2 separate regions of the Homo sapiens genome follow, and region 2 is linked to region 1. Evidence: read pairs that join two places in POLR2A ChIA-PET (ENCODE). Cell type or tissue: K562. All regions are shown on one strand. Links, peaks and the distances in the headings refer to the core of each region. The heading gives the core; the rest is flanking DNA.

Region 1 (7,207 bases), core at 4,708-7,207:
CTTCAGACACAAATGGGAAGAGATGGGAAAGGCCCCATCTAGAATCTTGGGAATGGGCTGTTGGTGAGTGAACACGCTGCTTTTTGTTACTGGGGAGCATGATCCGAACACACAATAGTAGTAAGACTGAAAGAAAGTTCTCTAAGCAGTTCTTTAAAACCACTCACGGTTGCTGGGTGTTTGCAGGATAAAGCTGTTTGCAGTGAAAAGTACAAGTTTGGATTCTCAGTTGAGCAATGAACTATTTAAAAAGGCCCTTTTGTGGACAAAGGAAGAGCTCCCCCCCACCCACCCAAATCAATCTGTGACATAAAAAAGAGGTGGCTTGAAGCATGCAGAGGAATTATGCATTTTCATGTAACACTCTTATTTTTGTCTTAGTTTATTCCATAAAAGATATTATTCTAATCAAGAGTTACCATGAATTTCAAAATATATTACAAAGAAGAATATACTTATTTGAAATCAAACCTAAAGAAAGCAAAAGCACCAAACACCCACCTCACAGCATCATCAGGAAGTCAGAACGAGATGTATAGAACTTAGCACCTCGTTGGGCAGAGTAAGCTGTTTGAGAGGATAACTCATTCTTTGTATTAGCTACTGACAATTTTTGAAATTTTGATAGCAACACAGACACAGAAGATATTTTATTTTTGTCTTCACTGTATTATAAGACCAAAGAAAGACATGTTCCAAGAAAAATGGCAAAGGCCCAAGTCTTGGGATTGGGTGATAAGGACTGGTAGGGTCTGGGGCATACTGAAAACCCTGGGACCAGCCCTGTAACAGGAGGCAAGCTGCACTTGGTCCCAGCTGATAGCTATCTTGAGGGATCGTGGGCCTAGTGTGGCCAACTTTTCGATTTTTAAAGAAAAAACCCCAACGTGTAGAATTTAAAAATTCTAGCATCTAATTCAAAAATTTTAAAAGAAAACCTGTGAGCCAAACAAAGCCTGTCTGTGGCTGAATGTGGCCTGTAGATCCCTGGCTCAGGATCCCTGATTTGAAAAAATAGAAAATCACATACAAAGAAAATAGAATACAGAATAGAGTAATAGTCCCAGTCTAATAATGTAGACCCAGATTAGATATGGAATTATATATAAATGCACCTATAACATAGGTCCAATGGCTAGAGCAATAATCCTGCACGATATGAGAAAATAACACTAAAAGAGATACACAAAGTGGCCAAATTCAATCAGCTATAGAATTCAGAGGCAAGACAGCTTTTCCTTGATTGGTGATTGGTGAATGGAATTTCCTGATGGAAAATGAAGGCAAGATCTTAAATTGGGTGAGGTAATGGATTCAGGGCAGAAGACAAGGGCCCTGAATATTTTTTATTTTATTTTTGAGACAGGGTCTTGGTTTGTAGCCCAGGCTGGAATGCAGTGGCACGATCATGGCTCACTGCAGCCTCTGCCTTCCGGGCTCAAGCGATCCTCCTACCTCAGCCTCCTGAGTAGCTGGAACTACAGACACACGTCACCACAGCTGGCTAATTTTTGTATTTTTTTTGTAGAGATGGGGTTTTACCATGTGGCCCAAGCTGGTCTCGAATTCCTGGGCTCAAGTGATCTGCTGACCTCAGTCTCCCAAAGTGCTGGGATTACAGGTGTGAGCCCAGCCAACTTGATTATTCTTTACTTTTTCTGGGCCCATGTAGCTACAGAACAAGGAGAAGCGCCTTTAGAAACAATCACCTGGAAACATAGCTGTTGCCTGTTGAGCACCTTCTAGCATCAGGTGCTGTCTTTAAGCCTCTCAGAGCCCTGAAAGATGAGTGGTGGTATTCCTTTTTGAGAGATGGGGAAGTGAGGATGCAGGGAATAACTTGTCCAGAAACACTCAGCCAGGGGGACTAGGGGAGGGACAGCTTTGAGACTTGAACCTGGTCTGCCTCACAGCGGAGCCATCATGAAGCCCTTTTCCTAGAGGGCTGTCACCCTATTGAAAGAGCCTGCTAGCAGCAGGGAATGGGTGGTTTTGAGCAAATATTCTAATTCATATGGAATCACTGTGTTAATATATCATGGATTATTCACTAGCCAACAATAAAACATGCTTAAGGTTAAAATGATGCCAATTTGTTATGTCTTTGATGATTCAGAAGGTAGCTCAGAATTTTCCAGGGCCTGGTGAGTATCAATGAGCAGCATAACAATGGAGATAGATATTCAGTAATACCAGCCAAGAGACAGCCCAGATTTTTTTTTTTAAAAAGCTTAAAAAAAAAAAAAAGACAAAGAAAAAAGAAAAAAAGTAAAAAAGGCCAGGTATGGTGGCTCACGCCTGTAATCCCAGCATTTTGGGAGGTCAAGGCGAGCAGACCACTTGAAGTCAGGAGTTCTAGACCAGTCTAGGCAATATGGTAAAACCCCGTGTCTACTAAAAATACAAAAATTAGCCAGGCATGGTGGTGCGCGCCTGTAATCCCAGCTACTCAGGAGCCTGAGGCAGAAGAATCACTTGAACCGGGGAGGCAGAGGTTGCATTGAGCCAAGATCCCACCACTGCACTCCAGACTGGGGAAAAAGAGCGAAACTCCGTCTAAAAAAACGAGAAACAAAAAACTCCAAAGAAAACACTTTTCATAAAGGAATGCCTGGACATATTGACTAAAACCATCACAAAATTAAATGAGGTTATTATAAAAGGATGGAAAAGAATTAAAAAAAAAATGCTCTTGCAACTTGCCCAGTGCACATTTGTGGATCATAGTCCATAACAGGCTTGATTTTGTTAGCTGCTATGTCCACTTTTCTGGGAAGTAGAACAGAACAGTGATGAACCTGGATCTGGGCTGAGGTTGTAGGATGATATCACAAATGTGCAAAGACATTAGAGCATTCCCTTCCCGGAAACATCCAAGGGTTTAGCATCCTCTTATTAAATAAGACATATGACAACAATAAGCATTTCTTCTGCAATCGCACTCCCAAAGAATGATCATACACATATCAGTCATGCTAACAGCAGCGGAGATCAATGACCAGTGTATTTTCATGGTCTCCTAAAGGGGAAAAAAATAATCTGTGCTCCCATCTTCTGAAGTTGTTGTTGGACATTAAATGGCGGCTCCACAGTGCCACGGAACTGTACATCTTAGGAAACCAGAATTCGAAATTACTGGCATGCACCTTGGAGAGGGGGCACTGGATAAACTCTCCTGTGAGAACTTGTGGGGTTTTTTTTGGTTTGTTTTTTTGAGACAGGTTCTCACTCTGTTGCCCAGGCTGGAGTGCAGTAGTGCAATCTTAACTCACTGCAGCCTCAACCTCCAGGGGCTCAAAGCAATCCTTCCATCTCAGCCTCCCAAGTAGCTGGGACTACAAGCATGCACCACCATGCCTGGCTAATTTTTTGTTTATTTTTTTTGTAGAGACAAAGTCTCACCATGTTGCTCAGGCTGGTCTCGAACTCCTGAGCTCAAGCATCCACCCGCCTCGGCCTCCCAAAGTGCAGGGATTACAGCCCTGAGCCACCACACCCAGCCTCCATTGAGAACTTTCTTATAAGAAAATATCACCTAGCTTTTAGGAATTGACAAAGCAAGGGAAAAAAGTGCCTATAAATCTCCAGGGTACTATGTGCCAGACACAGCCCAGGGTGCCATGGCCCTGGAGGGTTCTAATTTAATGGTTCAAGTTAAAAAAAAAAAAAACAAAACAAAACAAAAAACAAACAAAAAAAACCTTGGTATTTCTGCTTCATAGACATGCCCTGCAGTTCACTAGACCAAGCCAGCGGTCAGGGTCAAAGAAAGAGACCTGATCATTACTACAAATCACATATTCCAGACCTCACTCCCTTTTCCTCCTCACCATTGGAAAACTAGACCAATAAGCAAAGCAAAAGCCAAGGACTTGGGAAAAAGGAGAAGAAACGGTCATGACCTGATAATAAAACTGAACTTCTAGGCCGGGCCGTGGTGACTCACGCCTGTAATCCCAGCACTTTGGGAGACTGAGGCGGGCAGATCACGAGGTCAGGAGATTGAGACCATCTTGGCTAACACAGTGAAACCCCGTCTCTACTTAAAACAAAACAAAACAAAACAAAACAAAACAAAAAATTAGCTGGGCGTGGTGGCAGGCGCCTGTAGTCCCAGCTACTCGGGAGGCTGAGGCAGGAGAATGGCGTGAACCCGGGAGGTGGTGCTTGCAGTCAGCCGAGATCATGCCACTGCACTCCAGCCTAGATGACAGAGCGAGACTCCATCTCAAAAACAAACAAACAAACAAAAAAAAAAACTGAACTTCTTGATCAAATAAAACCTGCTTTCAGCTTGCCAAGTGAGTTAATACTCTTAATCCTTCAGTACAAACACTGTTTCTACACATTGCATGTGAGGAACTGGTGTTCCCAGTTATGACTGAGTTGATTTATAAGCTTATCAGCATCATGAACAAATATTTCTTACATAGCCATGGGCATCTTAGCTTTGAACAGACCATGCAGATAACAGATCAGGCAGATAACTACACTGCTTAACTATCAAACCTAAGCAACCAAGACGCAGATTAGAGCATTTTCCACTGCATAGAACTGGAAAGGAAAGCCAAAGCCACATACCTATTGCTTTTTCTTTCTTCTGCAAGATTTCTTGTATAATCGGAGGTCTGGTAAACTGGGTTTGTGTTGGGCCTCGTAGAAATCGTGCTAATAGGGAATCTGAAGAAATCAGGACCAATATAAGGCCTGGGATCCTCTCCCTACACCGGAGCAAATGATAATGTGTAATGAAGCTATGGACGCAGGTGAATTTCACATTCTTTCATTTAAACAAAACAAAACAAAAAAGGTGGGTATTGGCCGCCTTTAGCTCAGTGAAAGCATCACCTAGTACAGGTGTCCTCATTTGCTTGACCATAAAATCACCTGAGGCACTTATTAAAAAATAAAGATTCCTAAGCCTTGCATTTTATGGTTCTGATTTCACCCCAGGTGACCTACTACAATTGAAAAATGCCATGTATTTATATAAGGGAAAAACAGATTGATCTAACAAAGCGAAAGCAGTGTTTTTGTTAAGTTCCCTGGGTTTTGTAGCAGTAGGTGTTTTAGTGGCAATATTTTTACCAACCAGGCCTGAAGCAGTGAACTCAAAAATCTCAATTTTTTAATTAAATGGCCTCCCCAACACCCTCAACCTCCCACCCCACTCCTTTTTAGTGGGAGGGGCTGTCTTTTAGTGAAGGATTCTTGCTTTTCTTTTCCATATTTCATGAGTCTACAGAACTCACAGACTGGATGCCTTTTATTTTAAAAACTTTACTGAATCCATCAGCTTTCAGAAGAGACAATTTCTTTCCAAACCATTCTGAAGATATAAAATTACACCTTAATGAAAATGACTGTGACCTCACAAGGAGGTTGTCAAGTCACCCACGTTTCCTTACAACTCCAAGAAGGATTAACAGAAATAAACCCAAATGCTTTGAATGCTTACAACTTTACTGGTGAATTAATTATATGTCATTCAGGGACATTCAAAGCAACATAAACTATGTAAACCACTTTCCTAACCGGTCAAAACACACATTTTAAATACATGCTGGTCGCGGGAGATGAAAACTGAGAAAGTTTCATGACTGTGACCTCAACTAACATCTGTAAACTACATCTTTTTCCTCCCTAGAGAATGAAAGCTGATCTATTTACTCCTGGCAGAGAAGAAAGGAGGAAGGACGTCCAGGTGCTACCAGAAAACCATTTGTGAGGACATGGACCAGTGCCAAGGTCACAGCCCACCTGAATAGAACTTGAAATCCAGGCACACCCAGTCCAGGGGAGCCCTGAGTTCTTCCTGAACTTAAACACTGGGTTTAAAAAAAAAAAAACAGTCACAGGTGCGGGGACACTGGTCCCCTGCCTGCTGCGAAGTAGATAACGCGAGGACAGCCTCAAAACAACTCCAGACGCTTCGGGTGCCTGAGCCTCACTCGGTGGGGGCGGCGCAGAGGTCCACGTGCAGTACGCGAGCTGGGGAGGTGCGGGAGCCCGCGCTCTGCCCGTGCGCCGCCGACCCACTCACTGCCGCTCGGGGCTTTGGGTTCCCCCCATGCAAAAGGAGGACCATGCTATGTCATCAAGGGCTGATGCGAAGAAGAACCCAGAAGCAGGCGTCAATAAGTAACGAAAGAATGGGGGTAGCCGTGCCTAATATCGTTGCTGCCGTGGCAATTACTGCAACGGAGGCTTGAGAGTTAGGGCGCCAGAAACGCAAACTTTCCAGGGGACCAAACTCATCCAAGCCTCCTAAGGGGCCTGTGGAGACCTCTGCCCGCTCTGGGCCCCGCCGCCGTCCGCGGTCCGCGCCACCTTTCCCGCGGCTGGCTCCAGGCGGGGCGGGGCAGCGGCGGCGCGGGCCGGGCGGCGGGGAAGGGAGGGAGCGCGGTTGCACACGCGGGCCACTGCCCCCAACGGCTGCGCTGGGCTCGCGGCGCCGTACCCCGAACGCCGCAGCCTCCGCCTCCGCCGCCGCCGCCACCGCCACCGCCACCGCCGTCGCCGTCGTCGCGGCTGCCGGGGCCGCCGAGCCCCGCCGCACTCGCTCCGGGCGGGCTCACCCTCCTCGCGGGACAGGGGGGCGCAGCGCGCAGTCCCGGGGAGCCCTCCTCGCCTCGCCGCCGCGCTGGGCCCGGGCCCCCCCTCGCGGCCCCAGCAGGTGGAGGCGCCCCGCGCCCCGCTCCGCAGCCCCCTCCCGCTGCGCGCCAGCCCGCGCGGGCGCAACTTTCTTAAAGGGACAGGTGGACCGAATCCGCGTCCACCTGGGGCCCCGTCTCTGCCTCCCGGCCCGTCCTCCACTTTGGGGGAGAGAGGGGGTTGCAACAGATCTCTCCGCCCGCCCACGTCCTTTGCCCCAGGCGGGATTGCAAGTTTTAATGCACCCAGCCTCCTTTTGCAACTTAATTCCCTTGGCCGAAATCACCCTCCCACTGCTCCTCAACGCATGCTCTCGGGCATGCAGTTGTTGTCACTGTTGGCAAAGTTTGAAGAGGGGTCCCTACCCCTGCACTCCTCCGCCCCGCCCCCCTCACACACACCCCCCCCCCAGAACCCCGGGGCGTGCAAGGCTCGCGGCTGCTGGGAAACGCCCGCTGCAATCCCCTTGACCCTGCCCTGTAACTGACCCTTGGGGAAAAGCCCCCCGCACGGCTACTGCGCATGCTCTGAGCTGGACAGCTCCAGAGAGGGA
Region 2 (8,125 bases), core at 2,643-5,142, 61 kb before region 1:
CGAGATCATGCCACTACACTCCAGCCTGGGCAACAGAGCCAGACTTCGTCTCGAAAAAAAAAAAATCAAATGGCCAATACAAATATGAAATGTGCAAATTAATATGCACCGGAATATAATTTTATACTTACCAAACTGACAAAAATTTTAAAGCCTAACAAGACAAGCTGGGAAGGATGTAGAGCAAGAGAAACTCTTATACTATATGGATGGGAATGTAAATTGGTACAATTACTTTGGAAAACAATTTAGTATAGCCCAGAAAAGCTGAAGACACATATCCTCTGACCAAGCCACTTAATTCCTCTTGTTTATGTGCTGTGGGGGACAAGCATAGGAAGGTACATGGCAGCGTTATTTATAACAACTCCAAAACAAGAAACACACTCAACTTCCACCAATAAAAGAATATGTTACTATTATGATTGCACAGTGGTATAGTCATACCACAAACAATTATATAGAACTTACAGTATGCCAGGCACTGCCCCAAGTGCTTCTTATATATGAATTCATTTGAAACCTTTCAATAACCCTATGAGGTAGTAGGTATTTTAGCTCCCATTTTACAGACGGGGAAACTGAGACACAGAGGGGTTAAATAACTTGCCACATAGCTAGTACATGTCAACTGAGATGGACACTAAACAGCCTGACTCCAGAATCCATATTCTTTTTAACACACTCCAGAAGGACACAAAAGATGACTTATAGAAATGGAAAAACAGGCCAATTCAGGATAGATTCAACAAAAATGTTTAATTCAGTCATGCTGTGTACAACTGCGGAAGTGAATCCATCACGTGCTGATCAACGTGGTTCAATCTCAAAGAACAGCATTGTTCAAAGAAAGCCAGTCACATAAGAGTATATGTAGTTTAATTCTATTATAACAAGGGCCCCAAATAAGCAAAATTAAGCAATCTATTGCTTTCTTTGAGACAGAGTCTCACTCTGTCGCCCAGGCTGGAGTGCAGTGGTGTGATCTCAGCTCACTGCAGCCTCCACCTCCCAGGTTCAAGTGATTCTCCTGCCTCAGCCTCCCGAGTAGCTGGGATTACAGGTATGTGCCACCACTCTGGCTAGAGAATACTTTTACAGGTGGTAAAACAACAAAGAAAACCAAGGGTGGGTTTTGTATCTTTCACTGGGTGGAGGCATATGAGTGTTTGTTATTCTTTAAGTTATACATATTTATATATACTCTTCTGTGTGTGATATTTTGTAATAAAAATATAAAAGTAACTAGACCAAGCTCATCTTAGGAATATCAAAACCAAATTCCTCAATAAGTGATTAGCAAGTTGAATTCAACAAAACATAAAGAAATAGTAAAACATGACCAAATGGGATTTATTCCAGGAATGTTATATCAGAAAATCTAGTAATAAAATAGATTATTCTAAGAATACAATATTAGAAAACCTATTAATAATAGATTTACCAAATCAATAGATCATGTGAAAAATTATACATCTAAGTTTTAAAAAAGCATTTGATCAACTCAATTTTCATTCTTGATAATTATAATTATATTACATTCTTGATAATTACAAAAACAGTAGACACTTATTTAACATTATAAAAATACAGCTATGTCTCAAAAGCTAGCACCATACTTAATAAACATAAAAGCATGCCTCTTAAAATCAAGAAAAAGACGTAAGTTTTCTTTATCGTCCTAATTCGAAGTACTGGCCAATGCAATTAGATAAGAGGAGGAAATCAAAATAGAAACATTGGAGAAGAAAAGCATCTGCTGATTACTATTTCCAAGGAAAATCCAAACATTATATATGATATGTAAATTCAGGCCATATACAAAGTTAATAAACAAAAATCAATAGCTCTAATGTAACCAAATAATTATTAGTTAGAATATGCAATGGTAGAAATAACTCCCCTTAAGATATTGACTAAAGAGATAAAATATAGAATAAGTTTATCACCAAATGTGCCAGATTTCTATAAAAATAATTTTAACACACTCTTGAGGAACACACAAAAAATTCAAACAAATGGAAAGATATACTATGTTCTTGGATAGGGAGATTCAATATCATATAGTTATTAATTTACCTAAGTTCAACTATAAAATAAAGTCCCATTTAAAATACTGCCAAGATTTATTGCATGCTAAACAAATTGAGTCTAAAGCTCATATAGAAAAATAAGTAAGAATATCCAGGAAATTTCTGAAAGAAACAAAAAGATTAATGAGAAGGTACCAGCCTTAGCAGATATTAAGACATAAATTCAATGTTAAGACATAAATTAAGACATGATGACATATGTCTTTAATTAAGACATAAATTCAATAACATAACCTTGAACATGAATTGACAAGCAATTCAATATTGCTAAATGGAAAGAATAGAACTTATCCCAAACATACAGGTGGATTTATTAAATAGTCAAGGTAGTATTTCAAATTCATGGTAAGAAAATGAGTTATTCAATAAATGGCATTATGCAATTGTAAAAACTCAGAGAAATGTCATCTAAAAAGTGTGAATTTTACTGAATGTAAATTATACATTTATCAACCTAATTTTCAAAATTAATGTTGGAAACACTGGATAGTTCTATAAAAGGAAGGCTGGACATCTATGTCATATTTTACACCAAAACAATTCTGGAAGGATCAAAGATTTAAACACTAAAAAATAAAATAATGAAAGGAAAGTACAAGAAAATATGAATGAAGCAAGACATGCCTAAGTATGACTAAAAACAACCAGAATCCACAAAAGAACAGACTGTTCATTCAACTACGTAGAAAATATTTCTCCCTAGAAAAAAACATTATAAGCAGAGTTAAAAGACAAATCAATTCTAGGAAAAATATTTACAATTTATAGCTCAGATAAATCATTAGTTTTCTTAATATACAAAAAGCTTCCATAAATCAATAAAAGTCCAACACCCCACACAAATACACCAAAAATGAAGGATGTAAACAACAATTCACAGAAAATACAACTTTGTCTTTTAAATATATGTAGAAGATACTCCATTTCACTCAAAAGAAAAATGCTATTCAAATATACTGAGATACGATTTTCATTTTTGGCACTCTGATAGCTAAGTTTGAGAACATACTCTCAGTAAGTGTGGAAAGGAATTACTAGCATCTATTACAAGTGAGAAGGTGTATATATTATAGAATCTTTATGAAATGTAATTTGAAAGTATATTTCAAAAATTAGGCATATATTCTTTGACACAATAATTTCATTTGTAGATATTTATCCTCTAGATATGCTCTCATGTGAACAAAATAATAAGCAACCTCAATATCCATCAATAGGAAACAGGTAAATTAAATTATGGTTCATGCATCCAATGAAAGACCATAGAGCTATAGAATCTCCTAAATAGAATGCTACCATTTGTAAGAAAAACAAGGCTGGGCATGGTGGCTCACACCTGTAATCCCAGAGCTTTGGAAGGCGTAGGCAGGCAGATTGCTTTAGCTCAGGAGTTTGAGACCAGCCTGGGCAACATGGCCAAACCCCATCTCTACAGAAAAATACAAAAATGAGCCAGGTGCGATGGCACACACCTGAAGTCCCAGCTACTTAGGAGGCCAAGGTAGGAAGATCATCTGAGCCCGGGGAGGTAGAGGCTGCAGTGAGTCATAACTGCACCACTGTACTCCAGCCTGGGTAGCAGAGTGAGACCCTATTTCAAAAAAAAAAAAAAAAAAAAGAAAGAAAAAAAAGAAAACCAATGTACGTGTGTACACATAGATGCTTATAAAGTCACAACATCTCCCTAAAAGCATGCCCAAGGAATTGAAAACCGTAGTTGCTTCTGGAAAAGAAGGCTTAAGCTTTGTTATATATACCTGTTAGCTCTTTCTAAATTTTGTAACTTGTATTTGAAACATTTATAAAATAAGCAAATTCCTCTATTATTATCTCTTCACCCTATTTCTTTATAGCATTTTGTACAAGTTACAGTTATGAAACTGCCATTATCCTAATAACTGCAGCTGACAGTGATTCTAATTACTTGATTCCTTGATCTTAGGCTGAGCCCTTCTAGAAGCCTCTCAGGGGTAAGTCTTTTTCATTGTGTGTCCCCAGCTTCTAGCTCAAGTCTTGCCACATAATTGGTGCTCAGCAGATTTGTCAAATGAGTGAATAAATTCAGTGCCATGTATAGATTTGAAATAATCTAGAGAATTCAAAGAGGAAGCATTCTAACTAAAGCCACTGGTCTGAGAGCGAGCACAGGTTAAAGAAGGAAAATCAACATTGATTTACCCAAATGTACCTCCCTGCCAATAAAATGTAATATTAAAATGGGTAGTAGCCCTTTCTATTTATTGAGTTTTTACTGTGCACAGAGCCCGGTAACTGGGCAGTTTACAAATCTCTGTCTCATGTATTACCCACAACAACTCCATAGCCAGATGGTATTTTCCTCTTTGTGAAAGTATAAACAGGGAAGCTAAGTGATGGGGGAGGCTGTGGAAGGGATCAGAATTTCAGCCTCATCCCACTGCTGGGTAGACATGTGACTTTGACCAATGTCACTGCCTCCTTTGGACCTTGGCATGATAGAGATGACAGGAACTACCTTCCCACCTACATCCTCTTCCAAGACAATCCTTCCCCTGCTCAGTCCTGTTGAAGGGGTGAGCTGAGCTGGTCGCATGTAGACAAGGGCATGGCACTACCCTGGCTTCAGCCAGGGAGGGGAATAGACCTACATTGGCAAGACAGAAATGGGCCTGGGAATCTGGGTTAGGGAGTGATATGGTTTGGCTGTGTCCCCACCCAAATCTCATCTTGAGTTGTAGCTCCCACAATTCCCATGTGTCATGGGAGGGACATGGTGGGAGGTAATTGAATCACGGGGGCGGGTCTTCCCTGTGCTGTTCTCATGACAGTGAACAAGTCTCACAAGATCTGATAGTTTTATAAAAGGGAGTTTCCCTGTACAAGTTCTCTATTTTCTGCTGCCATGTAAGACGTGCCTTTCGCCTTCTGTCATGATTGTGAGGCCTCCCAAGCCATGTGGAACTGTGAGTCCGTTAAACCTCTTTTTCTTTATAATTATAAATTACCCCAACTGAGGTATGTCTTTATCAGCAGCATGAAAATGGACTAATACAGGGGAGCCTATGAGGCTTAACTCATTTTGTCATGGAGAAGTGAATTACAGGGTTATGACGACCTATGCTGCTGACCATACTGGCCAATGCATAGGCAAAGACATCAATTTGCAATCCCAGAGATAGAAAGACAGACACAGACTCTTACAACCTGGTAACTTCTTGGTTCCCATGATATCTGGCCATATGTCCTGTAACATGGCACACATGTACATGCATGTCTATGGGGGTGTGTGTGAGAGAGAGATTTTTAAATATTATCATTAATACCCATCCAATTTTTAAGCGTCAAACAGTCTGAAAAGCAAAAGCCACTCTCATCTCTTTGAACCTCAGTCTCTCCCCAGAGGTTTACCACTCTTCCTTGTGCATCCTTCCTGAAAATTTATGCCTCGATATCATTTGGTTTTTGTATTTATCCAGACAAAATCACATAAGATGCAGCATGCTGTATTTTGCTTTTTTCTTCCTTAGCAATATATTCTCTTGGATAGAGAAAATTTGGTACATATACACCATGGAATACTGTGCAGCCATGAAAAGAATGAGCCAGGCATCGTGGCTCATTTGGATCACCTGAGGTCAGGAGTTTGAGACTAACCTGGCCAACATGGTGAAACCCTGTCTCTAGTAAAAGTACAAAAATTAGCCAGGTGTGGTGGCACATGCCTGTAATCCCAGCTACTCGGGAGGCTGAGGCAGGAGAATTGCTTGAACCCAGGAGGCAGAATTTGCAGTGAGCCGAGATCACACCACTACACTCCAGCCTGGGTGACAACAGTGAAACTCAGTCTCAAAAAAAAAAGAAAGAAATCATGTCCTTTGCAGCAACATGGATGCAGCTACCGGCCATTACCCTAAGTTAATTAATGCAGGAAGAGAAAACCAATTATGGCATGTTCTCACAAGTGGGAGCTAAACGCTGGGTACTCATGGACATGAAGATGGCAACAACAGAAACTGAGGACTGCTGGAGGGGGAAGGAAGAGAGGGGGAAAGGGTTGAAAAACTAACTATTGGGTACTGAGCATCACACAATAAACCCAGGTAACAAACCTGCACGTGTACCCCTGAATCTAAAATAAAAGTTGGAAAAACCCCAATATATCCTTAACATCTTTTCCTATCAGCAAGAACCCTTTTTTTTTTTTTTTTTTTTAAGATGGAGTCTTGCTTTGTTGCCCAGGCTGATCTCAGCTCACTGCAACCTCCACCTCTCGGGTTCAAGCAATTCTCCTGCCTCAGCCTCCCGAGTAGCTGGGATTAAAGGTGTGTGCCACTGCACCTGGCTAATTTTTATATTTTTAGTAGAGGTTGGGTTTCACCACGTTGCCCAGGATGGTCTCAAACTCCTGACCTCAGGTGATCCGCCTGCCTCGGCCTCCCAAAGTGCTGGGATTACAGGCATGAGCCACCGTGCCCAGCCTATCTTATTCTTTTTAATGACTGTAAGTTGTCCCATTGTTTATTACCTTCAATTATCTGCCAAACATCTATTGAGCTCTTTTTACATCTCAAGCCCTGCTTTAGGCACTTGCTTGGGATATTTCAGTGAACAAGCCAGAAAGATATTCCTGTCCTTGAGGAGCGGACAGTCCTATAAACTAACTTTGTTTTTAGTTTTGCATGTCACAAACCATCTTGTAATGGGCATCTTCCTGCTTATAATTTGGCCTTTTCTTTGAGAGAACCAGTAGGAGATACTTGCAGAGGAGGAATTGCTAGGTCAAGACAATTTGGAGAGCTTACTTAGCAAATATTCATCAAAAAGATTGCTGCTGGCCATGAGTGGTGGTGCAACACCTGTAGTCCCAGCAACTCAGGAGGCTGAAGCGGGAGCATCATATGAGCCCAGAAGTTTGAGGTTGCAGTGAGCCATGATTGTGCCACTGCACTCCAGCCTGGGTGACAAAGCGAGACCTTGTCTTTAAAAACTAATTTAAAAATAGGCCAGGCATGGTAGCTCACGCCTGTAATCCCAGCACTTTGGGAGGCGGAGGCGAGCGGATCATGAGGTCAGGAGATCGAGACCATCCTGGCTAACACGGTGAAACCCTGTCTCTACTAAAAATACAAAAAAATTAGCCGGGTGTGGTGGCGGGCGCCTGTAGTCCTAGCTACTCAGGAGGCTGAGGCAGGAGAATGGGGTGAACCTGGGAGGTGGAGCTTGCAGTGAGCCGAGATAGTGTCATTGTACTCCAGCCTGGACGACAGAGCAAGACTCTGTCTCGAAATAAGTAAATAAATAAATAAATAAATACATGAATAATAAATAAATATAAAAGATTGCCGCAACTTCCCCTTCCACAAACTGGGTATGAAAATGCAGTTTTCCCCCAAATCTCTTTAGTACTTGTGTTATGGGTCTTTTAAAAAATTTTCTCCAGCAATGTAGCTGGAGATGGAAGCATTCCCTGAATTGCAAGCGAGAGAGAACATATTTTTGTACAGGTGACGGGCTTTTGTATCTCTTTTTCTATGATCCACCTACTCATATCCTTCCTAAGGGTCTAAGGAGAACTTATTTTTGTCTTTCATTTGTATGGTCTCTTTGTAAAGTTAGGAAATTAGCCTTTTCCTATGCACTGTGAATATTTTTCCCCATTTTCCCATTTTTCTTTTGACTTTGCTTATGAAACTTTTCCTGCAGAGAAATATCTGATGAAGGTAACTATGTAAAAGTGAGTTTTTCCTCCCCTGGAAGTAGCAGATGATAAAATAACAATTGACATACAGGTTGAGTATCCCTTATTTGAACTGCTTGGGACAAGAAATACATGAGATTTTGAACTTTCTTCTGATTTTGGAATATTTGCATTATGCTTGCTGGTTGAGCATCTCACATCTGAAAATCTGAAATCCAAAATTCTCCAATGACCGTTTCCTTTGAGCATCAAGTGGGCACTCATAAAGTTTCGGATTTGCGGGCATTTTGCATTTTTGGATCTGGGAAGTTCAATCTGTAGTAATAAGTGACAATATTTCTACAGCTGGTAAGTG

The links. ChIA-PET counts read pairs that join two places held together with the same protein. Peaks named below come from ENCODE experiments on the same cell type or tissue, not always from the same donor. Only the 100,000 strongest peaks of a DNase experiment are listed, where the experiment ranks them.
Region 2: POLR2A ChIA-PET joins it to region 1 with 6 read pairs; 5 of 35 experiments call an interaction of 5 or more read pairs at or near these places.

What each region holds. Positions count from the first base shown.
Region 1 is chr12:109,309,254-109,316,460 of GRCh38, reverse strand. It overlaps FOXN4 (forkhead box N4), which reads left to right and starts at 7,177. Exons shown (of 10, transcript NM_213596.3): 1 at 7,177-7,207. It also overlaps a transcript of MYO1H not described here. RefSeq lists a silencer at 3,761-3,961. In K562, for the core only: no CTCF peak of the experiment used is centred there; a DNase peak (open chromatin) is centred at 5,910; H3K4me3 peaks cover 724 bases; H3K27me3 peaks cover 1,847 bases.
Region 2 is chr12:109,366,800-109,374,924 of GRCh38, reverse strand. The region is part of intron 1 of MYO1H (myosin IH); the gene reads right to left. Among named protein-coding and RNA genes, the nearest start is that of LINC01486, 11 kb to the right of the region's middle. In K562, for the core only: no CTCF peak of the experiment used is centred there; no DNase peak of the experiment used is centred there; H3K27me3 peaks cover 332 bases.